Linked DNA regions of Homo sapiens: region 2 is linked to region 1. Evidence: chromatin loops called from intact Hi-C (ENCODE). Cell type or tissue: PC-9. All regions are shown on one strand.

The links. Hi-C counts contacts between places; a loop is a spot of excess contacts. Peaks named below come from ENCODE experiments on the same cell type or tissue, not always from the same donor. Only the 100,000 strongest peaks of a DNase experiment are listed, where the experiment ranks them.
Region 2: it touches region 1 in a loop (13-fold over the local background); 89 of 110 quality-filtered maps call a loop at or near these places.

The regions. Positions count from the first base shown.
Region 1 is chr9:120,754,567-120,757,066 of GRCh38, reverse strand. FBXW2 (F-box and WD repeat domain containing 2) reads left to right here. Exons shown (of 8, transcript NM_012164.4): 8 at 1-93. Among named protein-coding and RNA genes, the nearest start is that of FBXW2, 38 kb to the left of the region's middle. In PC-9, CTCF peaks have their summits at 838 and 1,046 (motif pointing left); a DNase peak (open chromatin) is centred at 1,026; H3K27ac peaks cover 264 bases.
Region 2 is chr9:121,059,182-121,061,681 of GRCh38, reverse strand. It overlaps a transcript of C5 not described here. Among named protein-coding and RNA genes, the nearest start is that of C5, 10 kb to the right of the region's middle. In PC-9, CTCF peaks have their summits at 1,242 and 1,444 (motif pointing right); a DNase peak (open chromatin) is centred at 1,431.

The DNA.
Region 1 (2,500 bases):
ACTTGTGAAATCATTGGTCGAGATGAATTATGGCTATAAATAAAATTTCACTAATCTAATTATCACTGATTTAGAAATAATAGTTCAACCCAAGACATGCGTTGAAGTGTTCTTTCATTACATAAAAAGGATTTGTGTCAAGTAAACCTATACACAATCTGTTTACATATTACTGGTTTATATGGTACATCACAAATTATGCAAAAAGTAGATCTAGTAAGACCCAGTACCAAAGATTAGAGCTAGTCAACAATACTATTTAAAGGAAAATATGGACAGTCATGAGTCAAAATGTTTTTTCCCCAAATTAACCATAATATATATTGAAGTTTAAAATGAGGAATTCATTTTGGAAAGCAGCCAAGCACAGATTCTAAGAACATAGTAATCCTGTGTTTTATTTTTACTCAATGCAGACTCGAGGGTGTCAGGTGTGCTTTTATATCTCCAGCTTCTAAGTTCAGAGAGGAGATTTTCTATCTGAAACTTTTTATAGGATAGCAAACATTCCTGAGTTTCTTAGTTCAGCAGGTTTAGCCATGTAAGGCAGCTCTTGGGCTAGTTGATCTTTCAGGCTTTAAGGGCACAAGGCTTAAACTCTATTTGACAGAAGAAGAGAAAAACAACACTTAGGAAGTCTGTATATTGGAAGAAATGGAGAGGTGGAAATAATAGACTAAGAGTTATTTTTTTCATTTTCCTTTTCTCCCTCACCCGACTATGTCTTGAGAACAAACCATGTCTCATTCTTCTCTGTGCTCACATCACCTAGAACTACAAAGTAAACTGGAGGAAGGATGGATGGATGGATGGATGGGTGAATGGGCCTTGGGTTGGTCTACATTGATTTTCTGTAATCCAGTGTTCACAAAATGTACTTTCCTTCCAGCATCACCTGGAAACATCAGCATCACCTGGAAGCTTGTTAGGAATGCTAATTATCAGGCCACACCCAGACCTAATGAATCAAACTTTGGGGCTGAAGACCCACAGGTGTTTGTGATGCCCACTAAGGTTGAGAACCCCCGGCTATTATCTAGCCTGTTCTGCCACCTAGTGGAAAATTTGGGAGTTGCAGCTAGTAATGAGAGCCAGATTCCGTTGCTGTAGAAGACGTTTAATTATACCAAGGACTTTCTTGCACTTAAGGTTACTGCACATTCTGAGACTGAGTTTTGTTCTTGTCGCCCAGGCTGGAGTGCAGTGGCGTGACCTCTGCCTCCCAGGTTCAAGCAATTCTGCCTCAGCCTCCTAGGTAGCTGGGATTACAGGCGCACACCACCATGCCCAGCTAATTGTTATTTTTAGTAGAGATGGGGTTTCACCATGTTGGCCAGGGTGGTCTCAAACTCCTGACCTCAGGTGATCCGCCCACCTCAGCCTCACAAAGTGCTGGGATTACAGGAGTGAGCCACCGCACCCAGCCTAAATGTGTTCTAATACTGTACTTGCCTTCTACTTTATTTCCAGTTATCATAGGGCATGTCATGCTAAGACATCAGTAGGCAGCAGAAGGAACTGTCAACAGAGTAAATAGACAATCTACAGAATGGGAGAAAATATTTGCAAACTATGTATCTGACAAAGGTCTAATATTCAGCATCTGTAAGGATCCTAAGCAAGTCTACAAGAAAAAAAAACCATTAAAAAGTGGGCAAAGGACATGAACACTTTTCAAAAGAAGACATGTGTGTGTCCAAAGAAAGCATATTTAAAAAAGCTCAATAACTGATCATTAGAGAAATGCAAATCAAAACCACAGTGAGATACCATCTCACACCAGTCAGAATAGCTATTAAAAAGTCAAAAAATAACATGGCCAGGTGCAGTGACTCAGGCCTGTAATCTCAGGACTCTAGGAGTCTGAGGCTGGTGGATTGCTTGAGCCCAGGAGTTTGACACCAGCCTGGGTAAGAGGGTGAAACCCCATCTCTACAGAAAATACAAAAATTAGCCAGACGTGGTGGCATGCGCCCATAGTCCCAGCCATTTGGGAGGCTAAGGTGGGAGAATTGCTTGAGCCAAGAAGGCATATGTTGCAGTGAGCCATGATTATGCTACTGCACTGCAGCCTGGGAGACAGAGCAGGACTCTGTCTCAAAAAAAAAAAAAAAAAAAAAAAAATTTTTTTTTGACCGGGCCTGGTGGCTTACGCCTATAATCCCAACACTTTGGGAGACAGAGGCAGGTGGATCACCTGAGGTCAGGAGTTTGACACCAGCCTGGCTAACATGGTGAAACTCCGTCTCTACTAAAAATACGAAAAAAAAATTAGCTGGGCATGGTAGCAGGTGCCTGTAATCCTCGTTACTTGGGAGGCTGAGTCAGGAGAATAGCTTGAACCTGGGAGGCAGAGGTTACAGTGAGCCGAGATCACGCCACTGCACTCTTGCCTGGGCAACACAGTGAGACTTTGTCGTATCAAAGAAAAAAAAGAATGAACTTTGGAGAGGTAGAGAAAAGGGAACACATATACACTGTTGGTGGGAGTGTAAATTAG
Region 2 (2,500 bases), 300 kb before region 1:
ATGAATGATAAAAGTCATGCCAATAATTAAAGTTATTAATTTCCCTTTATTTACAATGATGTTAAATAGCAAATCTTAAAAAGCACCATGACAAATTGAGGGAAAGACTACAGATGAAAGGAAAAGGCTTTTTTTTGAGACAGTCTTGCTCTGTAGCCCAGGCTGGAGTGCAGTGGTATGATCTTGGCTCACTGCAGCCTCGACCTCCTGGCTTCAAGCAATTCTCGTGCCTCAGCGCCCCAAGTAGCGGGGTTTCAGGCACATGCCACCACGCCCGGCTAATTTTTGTATTTTTTGTAGGGATGGGTTTTTGCCATGTTGGCCAAGGTAGAGGAAAAGGCTTTATGTTTATATTTTAATACCTTAACAGCATTTTTCCTGCTTTTTTGAATAAGAGATGCCACATTTTTATCTTGCACAAGATCACTCAAATTATGTAAGTGGCCAGAGCTACTTTTTTGTGTGTGTGATTCTGGGCTTTTATTATTATTTTTGAGACAGAGTCTCGCTGTGTCACCCAGGCTGGAGTGCAGTGGCACGATCTCCGCTCACTACAACCTCCATGTCCTGGGCTCAAGTGATTCTCCTGCCTCAGCCTCCTGAGTAGCTAGGATTACAGGCGCCCACCACCACACCCAGCTAATTTTTGTATTTTTAGTAGAGACAAGGTTTTACCGTGTTGGCCAGGCTGGTGTCGAACTCCTGACCTCAGGTGATCTGCCTGCCTCGACATCCCAAAGTGCTGGGATTACAGGTGTGAGCCACTTCGCCCGACCTGATTCTGGGATTTTTAAATGAAGCAATACAGACCTTCTGATTATCAGATTCTTTGTCTGTAAAATGAGTATAATGCTGAATCATTCCAACCAACATCAAGTGACTTCTGCTGCTGGGCAATTATTTTATTAATTTAATATTTTCTATATAACTTTTATGAAGAGATCCAGAAAGCATTCTAGGGGTCTCAGGATAAATAGGGGGAAATAAAATTACTTAGAGTCAGCTGGGTGGGGTGGGGAGGGATAGACTAAGTGTTTTGAGAGATTTGGCAGTTATTTTGGAAGGAAAAAAAAATTCAAAGATTTTGTGATACCTGGTTTTTTTTCTTGTAAAAAACAGAGACTTTAGCATGTCTTCTTTTAAAAATAATTGAAGCAGAAAGAAAAGAGTTGGAAAAGCAAGAAACAGTAATCCTAGAAAGAGTAATCATAAGAACTCCATAAATGTTTATGTGATTTTCAGTGCTAAGAAAGATCGCATTTCAGCATTCTTAAGAAGAAGGCAAAGCAGCTGTTATCTCAAGGAAGCAAAGAAGCTGGTTCTCAGAAGAGTTATTAATGTAAGATGAGAAGCCAGAGTTTACCATGAAAAGCTGTCGCACCTAAGCATTGACTTAATCAGCACGAATTATTCCAGCTTTCTTTGGGAAGCTATTAAGTTAATACCAGCAGGTGGCGCTTTCAAAGTAGGCTCCTGAAGCTGCTGCTCTTCAGGAACTTAAAGTACACTTGCTAATTATAAGCATTGATGACCGAGGAGCAAGGACCTATTTGGGTGGTGGTAGTGAATGTAAGGAGCTTTGATGAAAGTTATATTTTTAGAAAAACAGCTAATCTAGTGTAAAATTACTATTGCTATGTAATAAATTCCCCCAAACTTAATGACGTAAGATAACAACACACCTTAATTATCTGCCCAGTTCCTATGGGCAGGAATTCAGGAATGGCTTAGCTAGGTAATTCTGGGTTAGGTTCTCTTATGAGGTTGCAGTCAAGATGACAGCTGGGCTGCAGCCACCTAAAGGCATGACTAGGGCTGGAGGATTCACTTCACATGGCTCTGGGCGGGAGGCCGTGGTTCCTTTCTACGTGGGCTTCTCCATAGGCTTCCTGAGTGTGCTCACTACATGGGGGCTTCCCCTAGAACAGGCCGTTCAAGAGAGAAAAAGGCAGAAACAGCAATGTCTTGTATGACCTAACCTCAGAAGTCACACATCTTCACTTTTGCTGTATTCTATTGGTCAGATGAATCGGTGTGATACAGTGTGGGAAGGGACCACACAGAGGCATGAATACGAGGGAGGTAAGGACCACTGGGAGCCATCTTGGAGTCTGGCTACCACATTTAGCCACTGGATGAGTAACAGGTATTAGAATTAGATGAAGGAACTTATGCTGAACAAAAAGCAACATTGTCTGAAAAAGCGTGGCTCAGTGGAACCAAAGAAGGTGGTTAATGAGCTGAGCTTGATTCATTAGAAGGTCTAGGGTACAGAAAGAACAGATTCAGGTGAGGTTATAAAACTGTGAGAGATAAAGGGAGAGTGAGCATCTCCTCCTTGTATGTTGTTTCCTTTTGATTCCTCTAAGGAAAATATGCTTAACTAAATTCCATTATTAACACTGGATTTTCTCTTAGCCTTATTATTTTCCACTTCCTCCCTACTTCCTTATCTGAAATCCTATCCTATTCCATTATTATTTAGGATGTGAAGTGGCCT